2 separate regions of the Homo sapiens genome follow, and region 2 is linked to region 1. Evidence: chromatin loops called from intact Hi-C (ENCODE). Cell type or tissue: natural killer cell. All regions are shown on one strand. Each heading gives the region's core, and the rest is flanking DNA. Links, peaks and the distances in the headings are about the cores only.

The links. Hi-C counts contacts between places; a loop is a spot of excess contacts. Peaks named below come from ENCODE experiments on the same cell type or tissue, not always from the same donor. Only the 100,000 strongest peaks of a DNase experiment are listed, where the experiment ranks them.
Region 2: a loop joins it to region 1, with 2.9 times the contacts of the local background. A loop is called at or near these places in 23 of 110 quality-filtered maps.

The regions. Positions count from the first base shown.
Region 1 is chr15:90,359,239-90,364,618 of GRCh38, reverse strand. ZNF774 (zinc finger protein 774) reads right to left here. Exons shown (of 4, transcript NM_001004309.3): 4 at 1,772-4,576. The coding sequence ends at 3,336. Among named protein-coding and RNA genes, the nearest start is that of ZNF774, 9.6 kb to the right of the region's middle. RefSeq lists a silencer at 1,448-1,742. In natural killer cell, for the core only: a CTCF peak has its summit at 2,408; a DNase peak (open chromatin) is centred at 2,398; H3K27ac peaks cover 438 bases.
Region 2 is chr15:90,410,260-90,415,639 of GRCh38, reverse strand. The region is part of intron 2 of IQGAP1 (IQ motif containing GTPase activating protein 1); the gene reads right to left. Among named protein-coding and RNA genes, the nearest start is that of IQGAP1, 25 kb to the right of the region's middle. RefSeq lists enhancers at 80-1,279, 2,578-3,309. In natural killer cell, for the core only: no CTCF peak of the experiment used is centred there; DNase peaks (open chromatin) are centred at 1,719 and 2,719; H3K27ac peaks cover 3,721 bases.

The DNA of each region.
Region 1 (5,380 bases), core at 99-5,098:
GCTACAGGAATTCAGGTAAGAGACTGGTCATTTGGTACTGAAGGGTGGCAGTGAAGATGGACAGATTTGACAGATAGGTTCGAGAGGAATCTGGGAGGTAAAATTAATGGGGCTTGGTGATGACCTCAATTTTGGAGTGAGAAAGAACGGATGTGTGGAGCATGTTCAAGCAGTGAATCATCTAGTCATGAGGTAGAAACAAAAGAAAACTATAGAAAGGGTTACCTCCACTCTCAGCAATAGCATTGAAATATTCCCTGCTCATGGCTGGCGGGGGAGTGGGGGGGGGTGGGCAGGAAGACAGGGAGGAGGGAGGGGATTGGCAGGGCCACAAAGCAAATCTCACATTGCCCTTCGAGAGCTCACATTTTACCATAGCCAAACAACATGAAAATCAAAGTGATAGGTGGCCAGGTGAGGTGGCTCTCGCCTGTAATCCCAGCACTTTGGGAGGCCAAGGCAGGTGGATCACCTGAGGTCAGGAGGTCAAGACCCGCCTGGCCAACATGGTGAAACCCCGTCTCTACTTAACATATAAAATTAGCTGGGCATGGTGACATGCATCTGTAATCCCAGCTACTCCGGAGGCTGAGGCAGGAGAATCGCTTGAACCTGGGAGGCAGAGGTTGCAGTGAGCCAAGATCATGCCATTGCACTCCAGCATGGGCAACAGAGCAAGACTTCACCTAAAAAAAACAAAAAACAAAAAAACCCTCACATCTTACAATAGCTGAACAACATGAAAAACAAACAAAATGATAGGTGGCCAGGCACGGTGGCTCACACCTGTAATCCCAGCACTTTGGGAGGCTGAGGCAGGCAGATCACCTGAGGTGAGGAGTTCGAGACTAGGTGTGATCTCAGCTCACTGCAGCCTCCATTTCCTGGGTTCAAGTGATTCTCCTGCCTCAGCCTCCCAAATTGGTGGGATTACAGGCACATGCCACCACACCTGGATAATTTTTGTATTTTTAGTATAGGTGGGGTTTTGCCATGTTGGCCAGGCTGGTCTCAAACTCCTGACCTCAGGTGGTCCACCCGCCTCGGCCTCCTAGAGTGCTGGGATTACAGGTGTGAGCCACTGCACCCGGCCTGAATCTGCATTTCTAAAAAGTTCCCAGATAATGCTGATGCTACTGGACTGGGCTCACAGTTTGAGAACCACTGCACTGGATTAACTAAAAAAAATTTTCTGGTCAATTATCTAATGATGCTTTCAAAAACTGAGGTAAGGTTATCAGCTGAGTTCTATCCTTCATGAGCCACAGCACTCAGATGGCATTCCATATAATGGAAGAGAATGAAAGAAAAGAAACCTTTAATCCACCACTTTGCACTCTAAAAAGTGATAACTACCCAGCTCCCTCCTTAACCCCTTGCATTTGCGCTCACTCCTCCACCCCCATTCCACCAGGATCAAGGACCCCAGCACAGGTTCTTGCAAAGCTCCCTACAACTTAGACTACACCCTCCATCATTTCCAAATTCAGACTGGTTTAATGGATATAATATGGGTCCTCCAGTCCTGTAATGTCTCACAGGCACTGTAACAAATCCCAGAGCTGGTCTGTTGTTGCAGAGGAGGACTGCAGGCTGGAAATCTAGTGACTTGCAGCCAAATCTGGCTCTTCTGTTAACTACGTGGCCCATGATGAGTCATGTCATTTAGCATTTTTACGCCCTAATTTTTCAACAGTTTTTTTTTTTTTTAATCCCTCACTATGAGAGAAAAAGGAATACCTAAAGAAATATTAGCCAAAATTTTCTTGGAAAAAAGACATTAGCAACAGAATTATAACATAGAGATATTACATTTATAGTTAACCAACAAAGTGTGTGTGTGTGTGTGTGTGTGTGTGTGTGTGTGTGTATTTTTAGATCCTCACAACAACCTTGTGAGGTAGGTAAAACTTGAGGCTGGGAGAAGATGAAAGTCTGGCCAAATTAAGCGTCAGGGCCAGGACTCAAATACTTTACCTTCTCAATGAAGTCGGTGTTCTTTCCAACACACTTGCCGTCCCTCAATTTATTTCAATTGAATGTAGGAATGTACTAGTGCATAACCTGGATGGCCCTAAAAGGATCAGAGAATTATATTAACCTAAAACTAAATGGCCAATGACCCAGCAAATTAGAAAACAAGAGTTGCTTCCTTCAGCTAAATGCCAGGGAGGATCCCTGTAATATCATTTGACATTCTCAGCAATTTTGCTTCCACAATTTTATAGTCCTCTACCAGGTCCCTCTGGCTTGTTCATTGTAGGATATTTTCTCTGTGTCAGATGACAGCAAACCTCTGGTAGATACACTGCCATACACTGCCATTTAAAAGAGCTTCTGAAATTCTTTCAGCCTCCAAGTCACAAGACCGCAAACATCCTCTACGATAATTTGGCCTTGTCATGGCAGTGAGACCTCTGGTGACTAATGCCTGCACAGCACTGAACTGGCAGTGCATTTCCATTTTATTCAATTTGTGTATTCCAACCCCAAACCTTCTAGTTCCAATCTAATTTCTTTCACGTTCTGAGTTTGGGGCGGGGGGACTACACTAATAAATTTCTAATTGAGTAATAAGACTGATAAAAGCCACCAATCTTGTACTGAGTGTCTTTTAAGGGCCAGGTACTGCATTAAAGCCTTTATATAAGACCTCAACTATTAATCATTAATAATGATGGGACCATTTAGTTATTGAGCATCTATGTTGTGCCAGGCACTGTACTAGGTGGTGAACATGTGATCTCTAGGCCACATTTTTCTCACTTCTCATTTAGTAACTAGGCATCAACTTTTTAATTTTTTTGGAGACAGAGTCTCTCTCTGTTGCCCAGGCTGGAGTGCAGTGGCATGATCTCAACTCACTGCAACCTGCACCTTCTGAGTTCAAATGATTCTTCTGCCTCGGCCTCCCGAGTAGCTGGGACTACAGGCACGTGCCACCATGCCCAGCTAATTTTTGCATTTTTAGTAGAGATGAGGTTTCACCATGCTCACCAGGCTGGTCTCAACTCCTGACCTCAAGTGATCCACCCACCTTGGCCTCCCAAAAGTGCTGGGATTACAGGGGTGAGCCACCACGCCTGGCGGGCATCAACTATTAAACTCACATTTCCCTAAGAGTCAGTCACACACTGAAGGAATGCCTTTTGTATTCGGACCGTTATTTGGACCCTTTAAGTTTATCCTCTCTGTTATAACATAGACAAGAAAGAGGGAGAATAGATCAGGGCCCAAATTGAGCCACTGACGCCCAGGTTTTCTCTATTTGGGGTGCTTGAAGACAGTAGCAATGAAAATGTGCAAGGGAGCAGCTGAACACCAAAGACTACTTCCTAAATCAAATGGGTGTTTTGATGGCATAAAAGATGCGCTTTCTGACGGAAGCTCTTGTTACATTTACTACAGTGGAAAGGTTTTTCTCCTGTATGCGTTCTCTGGTGTGTGAGGAAATGGGAACGCTGATTGAAGGTCTTGCCACACTCAGGACATCGATAGGGCCTGTCTCCTAAGTGGATTCGCTGATGGGTAATAAAGTGGGAGCTCTGATTGAAGCTCTTCCCACACTCTCCACATTTGTAGGGTCTTTCTCCGGTGTGGATTCGTTGGTGCTTAATGAGGGCGGAGCTGTCGGCGAATCCTTTCCCACAGTTTTCGCACTTAAAAGGTCTCTCACCTGTGTGTGTTCTTTGGTGCGTGACCAAATGTGAGCTCTGACTGAAGCTTTTGTGGCAGTCAGGACAACTGAAAGGCCTCTCTCCTGAATGAGTGCTCATGTGAGCTACAAAATGAGAACTATCTCTGAAGCCCTTCCCGCACTCCGGGCATTTGAAGGGCCGTTCTCCCGTGTGGGTTCGTTGGTGCTTAATCAAATCCGAGCTCTGGCTAAAACTCTCCCCACAGTCATTACACCTGTAAGGCTTCACCCCTGTGTGGGTCCTCTGGTGAGTGATGAAATTTGAGCTTCGACTGAAGCTTTTGTGACATTCCAGGCACGCGTAGGGCTTCTCGCCTGTGTGGGTTCTTTGGTGCATTATGAGGTGTGGCTTCCGCCCAAAAGTCTTTCCACACTCTGGGCACTCATAGGGTCTCTCCCCTGTGTGGGTTCTCTGATGTTTGATGAGTGTTGAGCTGTCGCTGAATTTCTTCTCACACCCCTTGCATTGGTAGGGCTTCTCTCCTGTGTGTGTTCTGCGATGGGTGACAAGGTCTGAGCTCTGTTTGAAGCCTTTCCCACACTCAATGCACGTATAGGGCCTCTCGCCAGTGTGGGTTCTTAGGTGTCTTATGAGATAGGAACTCTGGTTAAAGCTTTTCCCGCATTCTGCACACATAGGCTTCTCTCCTACATATCCATCCAGGAGCTTGTTTAAATCCCTCTCCTGTGAAAAGGACTCCAGCTGGCCCTCTCCTGGAAGGGTTCCATGTTGCCCTTCTAATTCTAGGCCTTGCTCCCAGTTTCCTCCCCAACTAAGAGTATGAGAAAGATCTTTATTGGTCCTTTCTGAGGATGTTCCACATTGTTCTGCTGTTTCAGAATTGTCCTGATTGAGCTTTGCCACCTGATGCTCACAGTCTGAAAAATTAATGTAAGTAACAGAGAATAAAGTTATCAGTTATCAGGAAGGAATATCAGAAAGCAGTGACAAAGATTAAAATCCCTGTTTCTGCAGCAGACTGCACTTAATTCAACCGCTCTGTTTTCACTTTGTGAAAAGTTTATTGAGGTTCATTGAGCTGTCAGAACACGTGAATTCCTAAACTTTTTAAATTTTAAGATGGCCAGATGAATCTTGATATCCTTCAAGCGGAGACCACATATTGTCAATATTGTGCGGTTTCTTTAGAAGATATTATAGGTTTAGGCCAGGCGTGGTGGCTCACGCCTATAATCCCAGCACTTCGGGAGGCCGAGGCAGGCAGATCACTTGAGGTTGGGAGTTCGAGACCAACCTGGCCAACGTGGTGAAACTCCATCCCTACTAAAAATATGAAAATTAGCTGGGCGTGGTGGCGGGTGCCTATAGTCCCAGCTACTTGGGAGGCTGAGGCAGGACAATCACTTGAACCCGGGAGGCGGAGGTTGCAGTGAGCAGAGATTGTGTCACTGCACTCCAGGCTGGGAGACAGAGGGAGACTCCATCTCAAAAAAAAACATAGGTTAGACAAAAGTGAAATGCTTAATCAAAATGAAGACTTTATTTAGTCAACTACTGACCATTAAGTCAAATTTAAATGTCTGCTAGTGGCCGGGCGCGGTGGCTCACGCCTGTAATCCCAGCACTTTGGGAGGCCGAGGCGGGTGGATCATGAGGTCAGGAGATCGAGACCATCCTGGCTAACAAGGTGAAACCCCGTCTCTACTAAAAATACAAAAAAT
Region 2 (5,380 bases), core at 243-5,242, 51 kb before region 1:
AATCTCACAGATGACTGAAAAGGCAGGGGGCATGGAGGGTGGGGAAGCAGTTAGCTCCAGACCTCACGGTTCACAACTAACATTAAACACCAAATGGATTAGAGAATTTTTTAAAAAAGAAAAAATAGTTATATACTCTTAAAATGAGAAAGAAGTTTACAAACACTACTACAGAAGCAGAAATCAGAAAGGAAAAGATAAATTGGCTAGTATTTAAACTTCTGTAAGGCCATTTTTAAAAAACTAAATAAAACTTTAACAGGAAAGGTTACTGGAGGAAAAAAAATCACAACATATAACAAAGAGCTAACAATATTCCATAATCTTTACATGTATATACATTTTAAACACTTGAAATAAAATGGCAAACATTTCCCTAGAAAAATATGCTAGAAACACAAATTTAAAAATTCATAAAATATACATATAGCCAGTAATTTATAAGAAAATTTCTCAATCTTACTACTAACCAAAGAAATACAAAGTAAAGTAACAATATCACCATCTTCAGCTATCAGACTAGCAAAGATTTTTTAAAATAACATTGTTGTCCAGTGTGTCGAGAAGCCCCACATTCTGACACACAATTCTAGGAGAAAATCCGGCACCATATACCATCTACAGCAAACTTACAAACACTTCTATAAAACGAAAAGAGAAGGTTTTTTTCTTATTTTTTAAAAGATGATTTGGTGACTTGCGGCATGGATGACTACATAAAAGATGATGCCATTAAACAAGAATGGGGACACCCACAAAAGCCGGAGAGGATGAGCAATTCACGGTTGAAACATGTTCAGCTTGAAATGTCAACGGGACGTCCAGACAGTGGCATCTTGTAGGCAGTTGGAAACACAGGTCTCAGGAGGGAGACCTGTTGCTGAAGACCTAAATCTGGAAAATGGCACCACAAGAGTAGATAAGCCCACAGAGAAAGAGGCTGTGGAGAAAAATGTAAAAGCTGAAGCACTGTGCCTCAGAGAACACCAACACTTAAGAGGTGAAAGAGACAAAGATAGCGTCTGTGATCAAGTTAAGAACCAGGAGAGAATCACACAATGGCAATCACGGAAGGAAAAAATCAGCAAACTGGTAGAGGTCACCAGCTTTCAATGCTGCAGAGAGGCGGGTGGTGAAGAGAAAAGAATGTGGCACACAAGCAAGGTCATCTTTGGCTCCTGTAAGGGGAGTCTTAGTGGAGTGGTGACACAGGAGTCCATTTAAAATAACTAGAAAAGTAACTAAAAGTAGGAAGGAGAGGCAGCAAATGTAGGCTTCTTTTTCTAATTTTTATTTTATTATTATTACTTTTTTTATAATGGAGACAAGGTTTCACTATGTTGTCCAGGCTGGTATGGAACTCCTGAACTCAAGAGATTCTTGACTTCCAACCCCCAACTCCCTCCCCGCCCCCTTCTCCATCTCCCAAAGTACTGGGATTACAGGCATGAGTCACTGCACCCAGCCAACTTCTTTTTCTAGAAGTGTAAGAAAGGAAGAGGAAAAACTAGGGGGAACGGAGAAGGAGTTAGTCTGAGATGGTGACATGTCCTGGGAAAGTGTCTTTTTATTTTTTTTAAATGATTGTGGAAAAAGCATATTTTTATAGTCTGCAAGAAAAGAACACGTGAAGGAGGGGCTAAAGATACAGGAATAAGAACAAAAGAAAGCAAGGTTCTGAAGAGCAGAGGCGGCAGCCAGCTACAGAAAGGAATATACCCCACTTCCTCCCTGAGATAAGAGGGAAGGACATAAGAAAAACCAAGAATGACATGTTACCCGCTAACTTCTCTGAGCTTCCATTTCCCATATATAAAGCAGGATTAGCAACACACCAAACTTCATAAGGTTGTTGTAAGGATTAAATGAGATGATACATACCAAATACTAGTGATCACCTGGAGTCCACTAAGGAGACCATTCAGAGGCAAAACTTCTTATCTGAGGAATTTAGAAGTAATTAACTTCCCTGTTATCTAAAATCGGCACCTGGTTCCAGCTCTCTTTTCAACCTAAAATTTGTAAGCAACTAGACTTTCTATACATCTCTGGAATGCCATGCCGAAACTCCCTGTGCAACCCTTGCTGACATTACGTCTAAAAATGTAATCATTTATCATGACCTATTGGCTAATATGGTCCAAACTACCCTTAAGCTCCTGCTTTAAGTTCCATAAATACCCTAAGGAAAAATCCACCGCGAGCTCAGTTCTCTCTTGCTGAGGCATTCTTCTGCAGAGTTCCTTCTTTCTAATAAAACTTTCCTTTTTCAAACCTATACTGCTGTCAGTAAATTCTTCCTACCAACCTGTGAGTTGACTACTTTCCAATGCCGGGGCTCTGACACCTCACCCAGCAACTAGTAGTAGGCTCTAAATAATGATAGCTATGTATATGTGTATGTACACATGAGTGTGGGGGTGAAATGGTTAGATCCACAGAAATAAACCTGCTAATGGAGTCTGACACTCCATGATTTACATAATACCTGTCTATCTTGTCTTACTGATAACACTTTTCAAAGGGAGTACATACTTGGCCCTACCCACTCTACACTCAGCAAGACAAATAAATAACTATACTGAGAACTCTACTGTGGTAAACCTTAAAACAAGCCCAGACTAAGAGCATATGCAGAAAAGAATAAGGGTGGAAATCTGAATTAGGGGTCTGTGGAGAGGAAACCAGTTGAACAAGTTCTGCAGAGCACATGACTTCAGTGGTTTCCCAGCTCTGTGCAATACAGAAGGGGAACATACCAATGCCGGAACTGACCACTTCAAGCCACTGAGATTCAGTTCCTCCAGGAACAGCTCCTCTGGTACCACACCCATCTTGCACAGCAAACATCCCTGAATGCCAGGGTTACTCTATGCTAAAAACCTCCCAAATTTGGCTGTCTTTCTCCACAATTAGGATTCTACTAAACCACTAACACTTCTGAGCACCACCTAGGCATTGGAAACAGCCTAGAAATTTCCATATGGTAATGGTAAATCTAAGTCTTGAGAGAAAGGAATGCAGAGTATTCCATAAAGCATTCTTCACCATACGCAGAAAGAGGGGAATCAGGATGACTTCCCAGAGAAAATGGTACTGATTTTATAGGTCTTGAAAGACTTGTGGTATGTGCTGATAAGGGAGAATACGTCAGGCCAAGGGCAGAGAATGTGCAGACCCTTGGAAGGATTTACACAGGAATTAAAGAATAAGATTTAATTCAAAAGACCATTCTGAGCAGTTGTAGGAGAAAGGGCTAGAGAGAAGTGAGGAGACACTAAAGAAAGTATTGCAGTAATCCAGCCAAGGAACAAAAAAGGCTTGTTTTTCAAACCATACAAGCAAAATGAGAAATCTTGATAGTATCTGTTTTAAAGGAAACCTGAGTATAAATTAGGCCAATCTGAAAAGCTATAGGAATAAGTGAAAAACAGGGAAATGTTTTTGCTTCAAGTTATATATTTAACTTCTGTGTGTATTTATATCTAATACAGACCCCTGAGCAAATCACTTCATTCTTAGCATAATCAGATAGAATAGGTCAAGTCTACTTGTCAAAATTACATGTCTAATTGTTTTATTTTAATAGAGTCCCTGGTCTTATTGGAGAAATGGAAACTAGATCATAGTGATGGGTTGCACAACTCAGCAAATTTACTAAATATTATTGAATTGTACATTAAAAAAACAGGTGGATTTTGTGGGATGTGTATTAAACTCCAATAAAGTTTTTCGTTTGTTTAAGTCTCGGCTAATAGATTACTTACTCCTTGATCAAGTCTTCAGATCCAGAGTCTGGTGAAACATTACCATGGTCAGCTGTCTATCTATCCATCCATCCCTAGTTTACCACTTACCATGGAGCATGAAAGACCTTTTAATCTTAAATGAAATGAAATGAAATTCCAAAACTGAGTTAAATCTAGATGATAGCTAAGTCTCAGAAGCTACAGCTTAATCATTACTAACCTGTGAGCAGCTCTACAGCCTAATCATTACTAACCTGTGAGCAGCTCTTGAGAAGAAAACAACAGGTAAGAGTCCTCTACAAAGTAGAAGACAGGCACCTATTTCTCTGTAAAAGCAATCCTCTGCTAGAGCCATATATGTCAAAAATTTAATTTTCACACCTATTATTTAGTAAGAAAATAAGGGAGTGGGGGTTAACTATGATATACATTAAGAACACAGTACTGCCAGGTGAGGTGGCTCACGCCTATAATCCCAGCACTTTGGGAGGCTGAGACAAGGAGGATCATCTGAGCCTGGGGGTGTTGTGGCTGCAGTGAGCCCAGATCACACCACTGCATTCCAGCCTGGGTAACAGAGTGAGACCCTGTCTCCAAAAAAAAAGAAAAGAAAAGAAAAGAAAGAAAGAAAGAACGTAGTACTTGCCTTCTAAGGCTAACAGTGCATTAGGAAAGAGAAAAGTTATAATAAAGATACATGAGAGAGGAACATCTAACTTAGACCTGGGGTAAGGATGGATGGCCAAGTGAGTTTCCCAGAGGAATGCTAACTGATTTTCTTAGATAGGCAATATATTTTTTACACAGGTCAATACTTCAATACACAGTTCGAAATTCAAAAAGCATAAAAAAGATACCCAATTAAAAGGAAGAAAACTCCATGAATTGAACAGGAAAGAGTGACATATGCTGCAGAGATTAAGTACTAGAAAAATTTCCATGGGACATAGCAATTAGGCCATTGGTGATATGAGCAAGAGAAATTTCTTTTTCTTTTTCTTTTTTTTGAGGGGATCTTGGGAATGTTTTTTCTTTTTTTTTTTTTTTATTATACTTTAAGTTCTAGGGTACATGTGCACAACATGCAGGTTTGTTACATATGTATACACGTGCCATGTTGGTGTGCTGCACCCATTAACTCATCATTTAGCATTAGGTATATCTCCTAATGCTGTCCCTCCCCCCTCTCCCCTCCCCCTACCCCACAACAGGCCCCAGTGTGTGATGTTCCCCACCCTGTGTCCATGTGTTTTCATTGTTCAATTCCCACCTATGAGTGAGAACATGCGGTGTTTGGTTTTCTGTCCTTGTGATAGTTTGCTGAGAATGATAGTTTCCAGCTTCATCCATGTCCCTACAAAGGACATGAACTCATCCTTTTTTATGGCTTCATAGTATTCCATGGTGTATATGTGCCACATTTTCTTAATCCAGTCTATCACTGATGGACATTTGGGTTGGTTCCAAGTGTTTGCTATCATGAATAGTGCCGCAGTAAACATACGTGCGCATGTGTCTTTATAGCAGCATGATTTATAATCCTTTGGGTACATACCCAGTAATGGGATGGCTGGGTCAAATGGTATTTCTAGTTCTAGATCCTTGAGGAATTGCCACACTGTCTTCCACAA